Linked DNA regions of Mus musculus: region 2 is linked to region 1. A link is a contact called in ENCODE POLR2A ChIA-PET data. All regions are on one chromosome and are shown on one strand. Each heading gives the region's core, a stretch centred on a gene start or an enhancer-like site at or near the end of the contact. The rest is flanking DNA. Distances are from core to core; before and after follow the strand shown. Region 1 holds the start of Polr3h (polymerase (RNA) III (DNA directed) polypeptide H). Region 2 holds the start of Tob2 (transducer of ERBB2, 2).

Region 1 (5,873 bases), core at 2,680-5,179:
TGCCCAGTCACTGAAGTCAATTCCTTGAAGAGTTAGGACTGGGGCCCAGGTCTCCCACCACCTCAAGACGAATGGCAGCTTCATCTTTTGTTACAGAGAAACGAACCCCAAGAGAAAGCACTCACCTTTGGTGTGGGATGCTCCATCCCCTGGGAACACATAGGCGTCCTCCAGCTTGGTGATATCAAACAGACAGATGCAGAGTCCCACGTTGTATACGACCTGTGCACACATGCATGCAGTCACCCCAGGGCCCGGCTCCTCCGAAACCCTCAGGGTCACAAGCAAGCTCTGCGCATCCCTCTCACTAATGGACATAAGCTGAGACTGCAGGAGGTGACTGTGGCAGGGACCTCAGGATGCAGAACTCTGGAAAGAGCAGGGCCTGAGTGACAAGCCAGCTCTGCCTCCTCCCTGCGGGACCAGCAAGGACACTACTCTGCCTCTCAGCCTCAACTTTCCACGTTCAAATCTGAGACAGCAGCTAGAGCGTTAAGTGGATAGGATGGACATGAAGTTGACCGGTGGCCGGGTCAGACCACAATGACCAAGTTTACTGTCCCTGCTTAAGTTACACCTCCCAGGGGACTGGAGAGATGGCTCAGCGGTTAAGAGCACTGACTGCTCTTCCAAAGGTCCTGAGTTCAATTCCCAGCAACCACATGGTGGCTCACAACCATCCGTAATGAAATCTGATGCCCTCTTCTGGGATGTCTGATGACAGCTACAGTGTACTTACATATAATAAATAAATAAATAAATAAATAAATCTTTCTTTAAAAAAAGTTACACTTCCCAGTGTCCCAAAGTCTGATGACAGCTACAGTGTACTTACATATAATAAATAAATAAATAAATAAATCTTTCTTTAAAAAAAGTTACACATCCCAGTGTCCCAAAGTCTGTGCCCCAGATCACAGCCAGGAAGTGTTGAGAACTCCATCACTCTCACACCGCCTCAGACACACAGACAGGGATATGTGGCCAAAGCACTTCCGCAGACCAGAAGCCCACACAGCTTGGTGTTAACACACCCTGGTGTTCTAAATGACTTGGCTCAGTGTCTACATGTCTACCACCAATATTACCCCTAGCCACAGCCCTCACAAGAGCTGCTCAGGGACTAGAGCACTTCAGAGCTGGGGCAGAGCTCCCAGCAGTCGTCATCTGTGGAGGTTTCTCTCTCAGGATCCAGTGAACTGACCTCACCCGGGCATGGTGATCTCTGCCTGTAATCCCTGCAGCTGAGAGGGGGAGGCAGGGGTATCCGAAGTCCAAAGCCATCTTTGGTTACACAGTGGATGTAAAGTGAATTCAAGTCCCATGAGATGTGGGGAGATGGTATTGGCAAAATGGTTCAGCAGTCAAGGTAGATCCCAGGACCCCTTTCTCCTTATGAGCTGTGCCGTGGCCTATTCATGTGTGCTGTGGTATATACACCCACATTCAAAATAAATCCATGTAATGAAAGAAAGAAAAAAAGAAAGACAAGACAGACAGACAGACACAGACAGACAGACCTGGATGTCATGGCTGACTAAGTGTGACCTCCACAGGCCCATAAATGTGAATGCTTAAGTCATCGGAGAGGGACACAACTTGAGAAAGATTAGAAAGAAGGTATGGCCTTCTTGTGTCAGTGGGAGTGGGCTTTAAGGTTTCACAGACCCACAGCAGGCGAGCGTTACTCCCTTGGCAGTGGAGGACATAGCTCTCAGATCCTACTCCAACACCACGTGTGCCAGCACGCTTCCACCACAATGCTGAAGGACAACCTCCGCAACAGTAAGCCCCCAGTAAAATGCTTTCTCTTGTCACCTTGCTCATGGTATTTCCTCACAGCACTAGTGCAGCAACTAAGACTGGGTGTGACACGCACCTTCAATCCTAGCACCTGGGTGGCAGAGGCAGATGGTTCTCTGGGATTGGAAGGGCAACGTAGACTATAGCAAGTTCCAGGCCAGCCAAGGCTACATAGTGAGATTGTCTCAAAAAAAATTAAAGGATTGTCAGTGAGCTCTCTCCTCCTCCATGTGACAAGCCTCAGATCTGTGTGTGTACCTTCTCCTAGGGCCTCAGTCTCCTATAAGGGACTACCTGTCTCCTGTAAAAGCCAAACTCGCTCTTTCTTTCTGGCTCTCTGAAGATCACATCCTACCGACCCGTAAAGAACAGCTTGGACTATAAGGCCCTCCAGGGCTCTGTGGTCTGGCTTCCGTCTACATTTCCGTTCCAGCTACACCAGCATTCTGTGCCTCTCCTGCCTCAGGACCTTTGCACATGCTAAATGCACTGCCTCCACAGCTCTACACCCAACCTACTCCAACCATCGAAACAGAGTCTCTCTACTTTGCTACATCCATTCCAGTAGTGACCCGCTTGACAGGCCCAAAAGCCTGGACACAGTCCCAAAGTGAAAAGTTCACAGAAAGGCCTGTCCGAGGCATTACTTGGTGTCTTCCCACCATCAGCTCTCAGAGCAATGGCTGTTTCCTCAGAAGTCACCCATCTCTTTCATCCCGGGTGACACTCCCCTGTTCCCCACTCTGTGAATGCCTGTCCTTCATGGCATTTACCCCAGCTCATTACAACAAGACATTCTCAAGCCAACTTCTTCTCACTAGGCTACAAGGGCAGAGCCTGTGTCTCCCATTGGAGAGAGTGAAAGTCCGAGAAGGCCCCTGTAGTCATAGAAAGGGAAACACAGTAACCAAATGAATACAAGAAAGGGGCTACTGAGCTGGCTCAGCCGGTACAGCTGCCTCCCTCTAAAGCTGAAAGCTGAGTTCAATTCTAGAGACCCGCACGCTTATCCTCTCACCTCTACTCTCACACTGTGGGCAACACAGATAACACAAACCGAGGCCCAGAGAGGGTGACTTGGCCAAGACAACACAGTAATTGAACGAGGAAACAGGCATATTCCAGTTTCTGTTTTACAAACCCATTTTGTACACACGCTCTCTCCGTTTTGTTTTCTGGCAATCCTGAGAACCGAACCAGTGACTCCGCGAATGTCAAGCAAATTCAAGCACTGTTCAGCATCCTGATGCTTTTTGTTTCTTTTGAGGCAGGGTTTCTCCGTTGTAGCCTTGGCTGTTCTAGCACTCCCTCTGTAGACCAGGCTGGCCTCGAATTCACAGAAATCCGCCTGCTTCTGCCTCCTGAGTTATGGGATTAAAGGCATGCGCTACCGCCAGCAGCTTCGGTGCTTTTAATTTGTCTGAGTCAAGGGCTAACTATATTGCCCACGCTGGCCTCGAACACAGGATCGTCAAAAAGCCTCAATAGCCAAGAAGCTCGGATTACGGGTGTGCACTACCTCGCCCGGCCCATTTACTCCCTTGTGTACACGTTGTCACCCAAGTCTGGTTTATAAGGATGCGAAGGAAAAAAACCCCGACATGAAGTTAAGTGTGCAAGGCCAAGGGTGAACCAGGCGATAGCCAGACTAGCAGTGGGACCGGTAGGGACACTGCCGGGCAGCCCGAGGGCCCAGTACCTTGTTGGCCAATTTCTTGTTCAGCTCCTCAGCAATGGAATCGTTGAGTTTCCGCTCAAACTGCCACGGGGGTATGCGCACGGTGTCCACCATCTCCACCAGCACGAACATCCTGCGCTAGGGCTCTGGAGACCGGAGAGGCTGCCAAGCACGGGGGCCTGCGAGCTGTGATGGGGTGGGGGGGACCCGAGCCTCCTCCGTCCCTTCTCAGCCTCTGACAAGCCAAACCTGCAGCCGAGCTGCGCGGGAGGGCCTGGGCTCCAATTCTGGAAGCTACGCTCGTCTCCCGGAGGAAACTGAGGCCCGCTCCCGCCAGCCTTGGAGGAGCGCCGGCTCCCCGTCCCCGGATGCCACCCTGGCCTCGTTCCGTCCGCACCACGCGCGGGAGCCACGCGCGTCCAGCAACGCTGCGCTTGCCAAACCAAATCAACTCAGCTTCCGGAAAACTGACCAATAAGAAGCATCTGCCCGCCCCTGCGGGTCGCAGAGCTTCGCGAGGCTCCCGTGAGGGGCGGGGCCGGAAGGTGGGCGGGGCCGCCAGCACTCTCCCGCAAGTGAGAGAAGAGGGGCGGGGTAGAGTGCCGAAAGGGCGGGGCCCCATCCTGAAGCAAGCCAACCCCGGGCCCCTGAGAGAGTCTGGTTGCTAGGCGACAAGTCTGCACTTCAAGCCTGATTGTCTTTCTTTTGCACAACAGCCAGATAGACCCTTTGAAAATACAAATTTAACACGTTCAAAATAGTCTTTACTCCAGACAAAGTACCCAAGAGAGTGGGCAGAAAAGGGTCGCCGGGCCTTCCTGGATGATGTCATTTTAAGTGGTGCATTTGATGGATATGCTCACCAAAGCTCAGCACACAAAGCTTAAACAGCTGAAACAGACTCACGCTTGTAATACCAGCGCAAGAGAGGGTGAGGCTGGACAATCACTGCAAGTTCAAGACCAGCCTGAGTTACCAAATGAGATCCTGTGGCCGGGCAGTGCTGGCGCACGCCTTTAATCCCAGCATTTGGGAGGCAGAGGCAGGCGAATTTCTGAATTCGAGGCCAGCTTGGTCTACAGAGTGAGTTCCAGGACAGCCAGGGCTACACAGAAAAACTCTGTCTCGAAAAACCAAAAAGAAACAAAAAACAAAAAACACAGATCAGCTACATAGTGAATTCAAGTCTAGCCTGAGGTACAAAAGACTTTTTGTTTGTTTGAGACTCTTTCTAAAAAGAAAAAGGGGGGTGCCTAACAATGATGGTGACACACGTCTTTAATCCTAGCACTTGGGAGGCAGAGGCAAACGGATCTCAGAGTTTGAGGCCAGCCCAGTCTACAGAGCAAGTTTCTGGACAACCAGGACTGAACAGAATAATCCTGTCTCAAAAAAACAAAATAGAAAAATTTTCTTGCTGCACACTTTTAATCCCAGCAGTTGGGAGGGGCAGAGACTGTCAAATTTCTGAGAGTTAAGACAAACCTGGTCTACCAAGAGAGTACAAGATAGTCAAGGCTATACAGAACACACTCCCTCCCCCACCCAAAAAAAAAATGAGGAGAAAAAAAATAAGGCATTTTGGGCTGGGCGTTGATGGCACACACCTTTCATCCAAACAATTAGAATGCAGAGGCAGGAGGATCTCTCTGAATTCGAATTTGAGGCCAGCCTGGTCTACAAAGCAAGCTGCAGGACAGACAGGGCTACACAGAGAAACCCAGTCTCATAACACATGTAAGACAACAGTGTGCCTTTCTAGAAACAAAGTATTTCAGGGAATTGACAGGAGAGGTAAGAATTGATTAGCAATGATCTTCATAATATCAGTAAGTAACTTGTTTTACATTTCTATGTATATGAAGTGTTTTGCCTGCATCTGTGTGTGTGTGTGTGTGTGTGTGTGTGTGAGAGAGAGAGAGAGAGAGAGAGAGAGAGAGAGAGAGAGAATCAGAAGAGAACCTCTGATCCCCAGGACCATTGAATTGTGAGCCACCATGTGGGTGTTGGGAATGGAATCCTGGAAATGACACACAGTGACACATCAGCTGGGTGAACGGTTATTATGTGGCCTTCTGGAAAGGAGGAGGTACAGGCTGGCAGCAGGAGGCAGCAACGCTGGTCAGTGTGAGGAGGTCCTAGGCGCTGAGAAGCTGGACAGCTTAGGCTCAGAGACAGAAACAGCCAAACCACAGCCTGAGGGCTTAGATATTAACTGCATGGGAAGCTGGAGAGGGGCCAGGCCAGTGGACTGTGGAACCTAGGGTTTCAGAATTCAGTCCAGTGCTCTTTTGTGGTATTCAGCTCAACAATTTGTTAGCACGAAGTTTTGGTTTATGGTTTATGTGATGAAAGGAAAAAAAGAAAGAAAGAAAGAAAGAAAGAAAGAAAG
Region 2 (5,501 bases), core at 2,160-4,659, 68 kb before region 1:
TGAAGGTGTCCAACATGAGGAGAACGTTTGCATCAGGTCTCTGGAAGGGGCCTGAAGTTACGAGTGGTATTTTTAAAGGATTTTTTGAAAAGTAAAACAGATTCAGTGTCAATGTGATACTGTCTTAAACGCACTGTAGAGTCTCTTAAAACGAGCCTCTTAGTTATTCTACCCGGAAGGGCTTCTACACCTTTCTAGATGTAGAAACTTTCTCAAGTTTTGCTGTACAATTGCCTTCCAGTTACCCCTGTACCCCTGAACAGTACAGCCTCAGAAAGGGAACATTCTAAATGTAGGCCAAAGTCACTGAAAAGCTGCCTCACTCCAAACTACAATGGGATTGCTGTCATCAGCCCTGCCTAGAGAACCGGCATTCGTGGCATAAGCAACCGGGTCTGCACATCACTTATACCTCAGAGGTGTTCTGCACAGACAAGGACTCAAAGCGCCTCCTTCCCCTCTCTAACTGGAGGACATGTCAGGCCAGATGGACAGTGTGGAGCCTTACAAAAAGGCCAGGCGAGTAGAATGAGATCCCCTGCTCCATCAGCTCAGACTCTAATTTTGACTTCGAGAAGCTTACAGAGCAGAGGATTAAAGTGCTGCTACTGTCCTGTCTTCAGCTAAAGATAGGCGCAACCATTTGGCCGAGTTTGTTTTTTTAGAAAGTGATGGGCAAATTATAGTCCTTATATATAAAATATTTATGGAAGTACGTTAAGATTGGAAAGCTTAGAAATAACTACCCTTCCAAAAAAGAACAAACAGATCTGTTAAGCAGCTGCAGTGGACTCGGATCTTTTTTTTTTTTTTTTTTCAACAAAACACTAGAAAGATAACCAAAGAAAGAAAGGAAGGAAGGAAGGAAGGAAGGAAGGAAGGAAGGAAGAAAGCGAGAGAGAAGCAATGTTGTAGAAAGGGCGAGGAAAAGGAATCTATACCTCCCATATAAAAAATTCAGGTATCTCAAATTCCCAACATCCTAGAATCAATCATCTCCATGCTTCAGGTAAATGTGGGTAGGTGGGGGCATTTTAACATGGTCAAGAAGTACAGCCACAGTGGACAGCGACAGCAAGGCTCAGCTTGCTTCCCAGGGATTAGTCCTTAGCTTTTATCCTGGAGGCAGCGGCCCAGCGGGCAATATAGATTGCAGCCCTTCCAGGATATTTGCAGTGATGAGCGCATCGGGCTTACACCCCATATCACAGTCCAAGGCAGGTCCCTTCAGGGATCTCAGGGGCCCCAGGCTCGCCTCACTCAAGGCGGTACCGCTCAGCACTCTGGGAGACGTAGTCCTCTGGCCTCCTGGCGAGGCTAGAAACTCGTGACCTACTTTTCGAGCACACTACACTTCCCTGTGTACTACGCGAGGGCCCAGCCAGATAGACCGCGCATGCCCCGCTCTAGGTCCTGGCCAAGGGTCCGAAGCCCAGGAAAAGTTTCCGATGCACATGCGCACTGCAGCGAGTGGGTGCCCCCCCCCCCCCATCACCAGAGACGTTTGGCATAAATCTGCCCATAAGGCCTCTCACCGGGTATCCTTTCTCCCCACGTCCTTGTTCAGGCTAGACTCCAATAACTCCCCTTTTCTTTCATGACCTCCTAAGCTTACTGAATCAGGGCTCTGCAACTAAGGGGTTTTTCCTAGATGAACCAGGTGGGCTGGAATGGATAGAGCCACCGCTCCGGCCCCAGCCTCTGGATCTCAAAGGAGTGTCGCTGTCTGTGGTAGATGTAGGAGCAGTGTATTCAAGAAGAAACGAGCCCTTTTCACCTAATACTCAGTAGGCTCTGCTCCAGCACCTCCACAGCCAGGAAGGGAATGGCAAGCATTAGATCCGATTCTCCAGTCTTGTTGGCCAAGCCAAAGAAATTCCTAGTAGAGCTGTGAGGAGGCACCCGGTCGACAATAAAGCCCGAAGCCGGTAGTGCCCAAGCCTTACCCCACTTTTAATACAAATCTGAGAAACCAGACCCAGGTAAAGGAAATGGGGAAAGGTTCCCAGGCAGGCAAGCAAAATCCGTACATCTGAAACCCGGGCATCATCCAATATTCAGAAAGTCTGAGTCTCCTCCCCATTACAAGGCCTACCCTAGGACCAGACTTACCAGATCCTCAGCAACCCTCCCCGGCAGGGTGTTAAACCTCCCTAATCCTGCCTCCCACACCAGCTGTTTTCCCCAGTGCTTAAGTGAGGCATTGGGGGTAGGCGCTCAGGCAAGCAACAGGATTTTTATTGTTGTTAAGAAATCAAAGAGAAACCAAACCCACTCCCAGGCCAGGGTGGATAGGTTAGGGTGGATGGGGGGGGGGGGGGTAGGTTAGACACCGAACTGGCACCGGAAACCCTGTCTGCTGATCCCAAAGCCTGCTGTGTGAAGTTCTGGTTGCTCCCAGGGGAGGGGATGGCTTTTCCCTTTTCCCTCCTTAGATTTTTGGTCAAGGGCGGAGTACATCCCCCTCAGACAGAAGGGGAAGTTTAGGAATAGAAGAGATCAGACACAATTAATACACTATCCGACAGGCTCTTTGGGTACTTTTTTTTCCGCCTACACAAGTATATAAAGAGCTCAACCTGCAATGAGTTCTTGCTCGGCAACCCAAGGGCACTCTCCACTAACCGGCCCTGTCACCAAGAAGGGGATGTCCAAATTTCCCATCTCACAGGTTCCAAAGGGACAGAAACAGACTGTGTTAATAATCACCACCCCGCACACGTGAAAAGCAGCCGAAAAATAAAGATAGAATCCCCTCCCTTCCCATAATTTATTTAACTCTGGCCAGAGTTTGGTTTCTGGGGGGGGGGGGCAAGGAAAACATAACGAGTGAGGCGTGAATAAATGGGGAAGGAGGTCAAGGAGGAAACGCTCTCCGCTTAGGAGAGGGCCGCACTCGAAACTAGGTACCCCAGGATCAAAGAGAGTGATGGAGAGCGAAACAGGGGCGGATCCGGAGAGGGGCAGCAGGGGAGTGGACCAGTGTGGGCGTCCCCCGCCCGCAAGCCCGCGCACTCACTCGGGTCTCCACGAAGGGTCCGCTCTGCAGGCCGCGGGACGGAGGTCTCTCTCCCAGCTTCCCGGGCACCGCGAGGCTGAGGGCCACGGTGTCCTTTTACGTCGTTTGAGGGTAGAGAGGGACGAGGACCGAGCTCATGTGATTCTTTCCGCTGTTTTTGGAGGTCGAGCTCGGCGGCGACGGCGCGGGGATGGCGGACCCGAGGATGGCACCCGTCACGCGGTGGATGGAGGCCAGCCCTGGATGTACTCGTCTGGCAGGTCCTGTCCTTCTGGCCTCTCGGTTCCCACGACACTCAGTCTCAACGACCTGCACCTTCCCGCGCCTGGGCCCGAAGTGAGCAAAGTCAATGAAAAGTTTCACCCTCAGCAACCCTGCGCATGAATCTGCTTTCCCCACCCCTGCGTGATGCGTCCCTCCGCCCAGCCGGGGCGGGGCCGGGACTACTTTTCCTCCCTTGGCATCTTTAACCCCTCGCAGCCCAGTCGTAGGTTGGGATTCCAGGTTCTGCGGGAAGTGTAATAGCGATCTTCTCACCTTGTCTCCTCTAGACCCCTCCCTGCCACGTCCTCAGCGGGGCTGCTCACCCTCGGAATCCTTCTGAGCGCCTTAGCGCCGGATTTCTTCTCTTAAGACTCCAAAGCAGTCTGAGCTCGCCATGTACGTTTTTTTCTTTTTTTTTTAAACCGGTGTAGACCAACCCCGGGGAGGGTAGGGACAGACCTGGAACACAACAGGCCATTAGGAAGTAGCCTGGGACACAGTGGCTGTTGCTGGCATCACCGGGGCCCTGAGAACTCCAAACCCTAGCCCCAGCTCTCAAAGTTCCCTAAGACCTAGACGGCATGACTCTTCAGTTCTGACGGTCCCCGTGACTTGAACTCCCCGGTTCCGATTTGTTCATTCTGAATTTGGGGAGACAGTGGCACGATGCCACCTCCAGGAAGGTTCTGGATCTGAGTGTAGGCTAACCTGAGTTTACCAGTGTCGCCCTCCTGGTGGGGACGTGGAAGATCGAAGGGAAGGGAAGGGTGCAAGAAGATCGAGGGTTAGAAAAAAGAGCGGAGCACCGGTTAGTCATGCACTCCCAGCCCGGAAAGTTGGGTCCCAAACACCATAATAGGGCTGGCCACGCGCGACCGCCGCCCCTCTGCTGAGGTCCTCGAGCTCTCTGGAGCAGGTTACCCACGCACAGGAGAGCATGAGAGCCGCGCTCCTTCTAGCAATAGTCGCAGAAGAAGCGCCAGCCCTGGCAAGGTGAGCAGGGTGTTCATTAAGCCCGACAGCACCCGGCGGCGGCGAAGCGAGGCGCACCCGGGCCCGGATTTTGGTCACGCTTTTTCTACTCTGTGGCTTTGTGACAGTGCAGGCTCAGCGATGAGGGGGTCTAGGATCTGTGGCGGGTTGAAACCCTAGGAGAACTGGACTATCAGACTAGGCTGGAGGACCGCTGGCCTTGTGTACAGTTCCCCTAGCCCCCGCCTTAGTTCGCCTATTTTCCAATTCAACAACCCCTCCTCTTCTTCTTTTTTTTTTTTCTTGGGGGGGGGGGTTCGAGACAGGGTTTCTCTGTATAGCTCTGACTGTCGTGGAACTCACTTTGTAGACCAGGCTGGCCTCGAACTCAGAAATCAGCCTGCCTCTGTCTCCCGAGTGCTGGGATTAAAGGCGTGCACCACCACGCCTGGCCAACCCCTATTCTTTATTCACGTTCCTGAAGGTTCCGGTGCAACGGCAGTCTCCGAACCCACGTGGGGCGGTGAGATCGGAAAGTTTCCAGTTACGAACTGTGTGCGTTTTATTTTCCTTGATCACGTAGGCAAGAGCAGAGATCAACGGAGGTATAGAGATTTAAATACGCTTTCCTAGACAGGAGGAGAGAAATGCCGGGCGGGAGGGCAAACTCCGCGGTGCCAGGATGGCAGGAGGAAACCTAAGCGCGTGTGTCCCATCCCCCACAATCCGAGCTGGACAGCCCGGGGGCTTCTCCTGGGACTACTTGTGCGTCAGCAAGCGTCATACATGCCCCTCTTCACTTCACCCTTCCCTTTTAGCAGCCCTGCCCCCACCCCCCCACCCCCAGTGTTCCATCTAATGCCATGAGACCGCCCACAAGGATGAAAGCTAAAAATAAAACAGATATGTTAGCAACAGCCCTCCCATTGGCCGTCAAGCAGAGAGAGACGTCTGATTGGGTTTTAGATACAGCTTCTGGTAAGCAAACGTTTGTACCCTTTGGTATCGCAAGGGAAGCTGGTATTTGTAGTCTATCATTAGAGGCGGCCATAGAAATAGGTGGGTTTATATCCCGGTTCTGCCACCCACTGTGTGTTTTCGATTTAATGCAACAAATATTCTTACGTTGACAAACACGATTATTCATTTCTAAAAACATGGAAATCTTGTGATTAATCAATATTGTGTGTGAATCCTGCTTCAAATAGGTCAGTCTCCCTCTCTGAAAAAATACCTGAATTTGCAA

Evidence for each region. ChIA-PET counts read pairs that join two places held with the same protein, here RNA polymerase II (POLR2A).
Region 2: POLR2A ChIA-PET joins it to region 1 with 45 read pairs in Patski. The contact joins the promoter of Tob2 here to the promoter of Polr3h in region 1. POLR2A ChIA-PET finds 5 or more read pairs at or near these places in 3 of 5 experiments (Patski and embryonic stem cell).

Annotation. Positions count from the first base shown.
Region 1 is chr15:81,922,284-81,928,156 of GRCm38, forward strand. Polr3h (polymerase (RNA) III (DNA directed) polypeptide H) reads right to left here and starts at 3,930. Exons shown (of 6, transcript NM_030229.4): 1 at 3,503-3,930; 2 at 126-222. The coding sequence starts at 3,613.
Region 2 is chr15:81,854,917-81,860,417 of GRCm38, forward strand. Tob2 (transducer of ERBB2, 2) reads right to left here and starts at 3,410. Exons shown (of 2, transcript NM_020507.3): 1 at 3,020-3,410.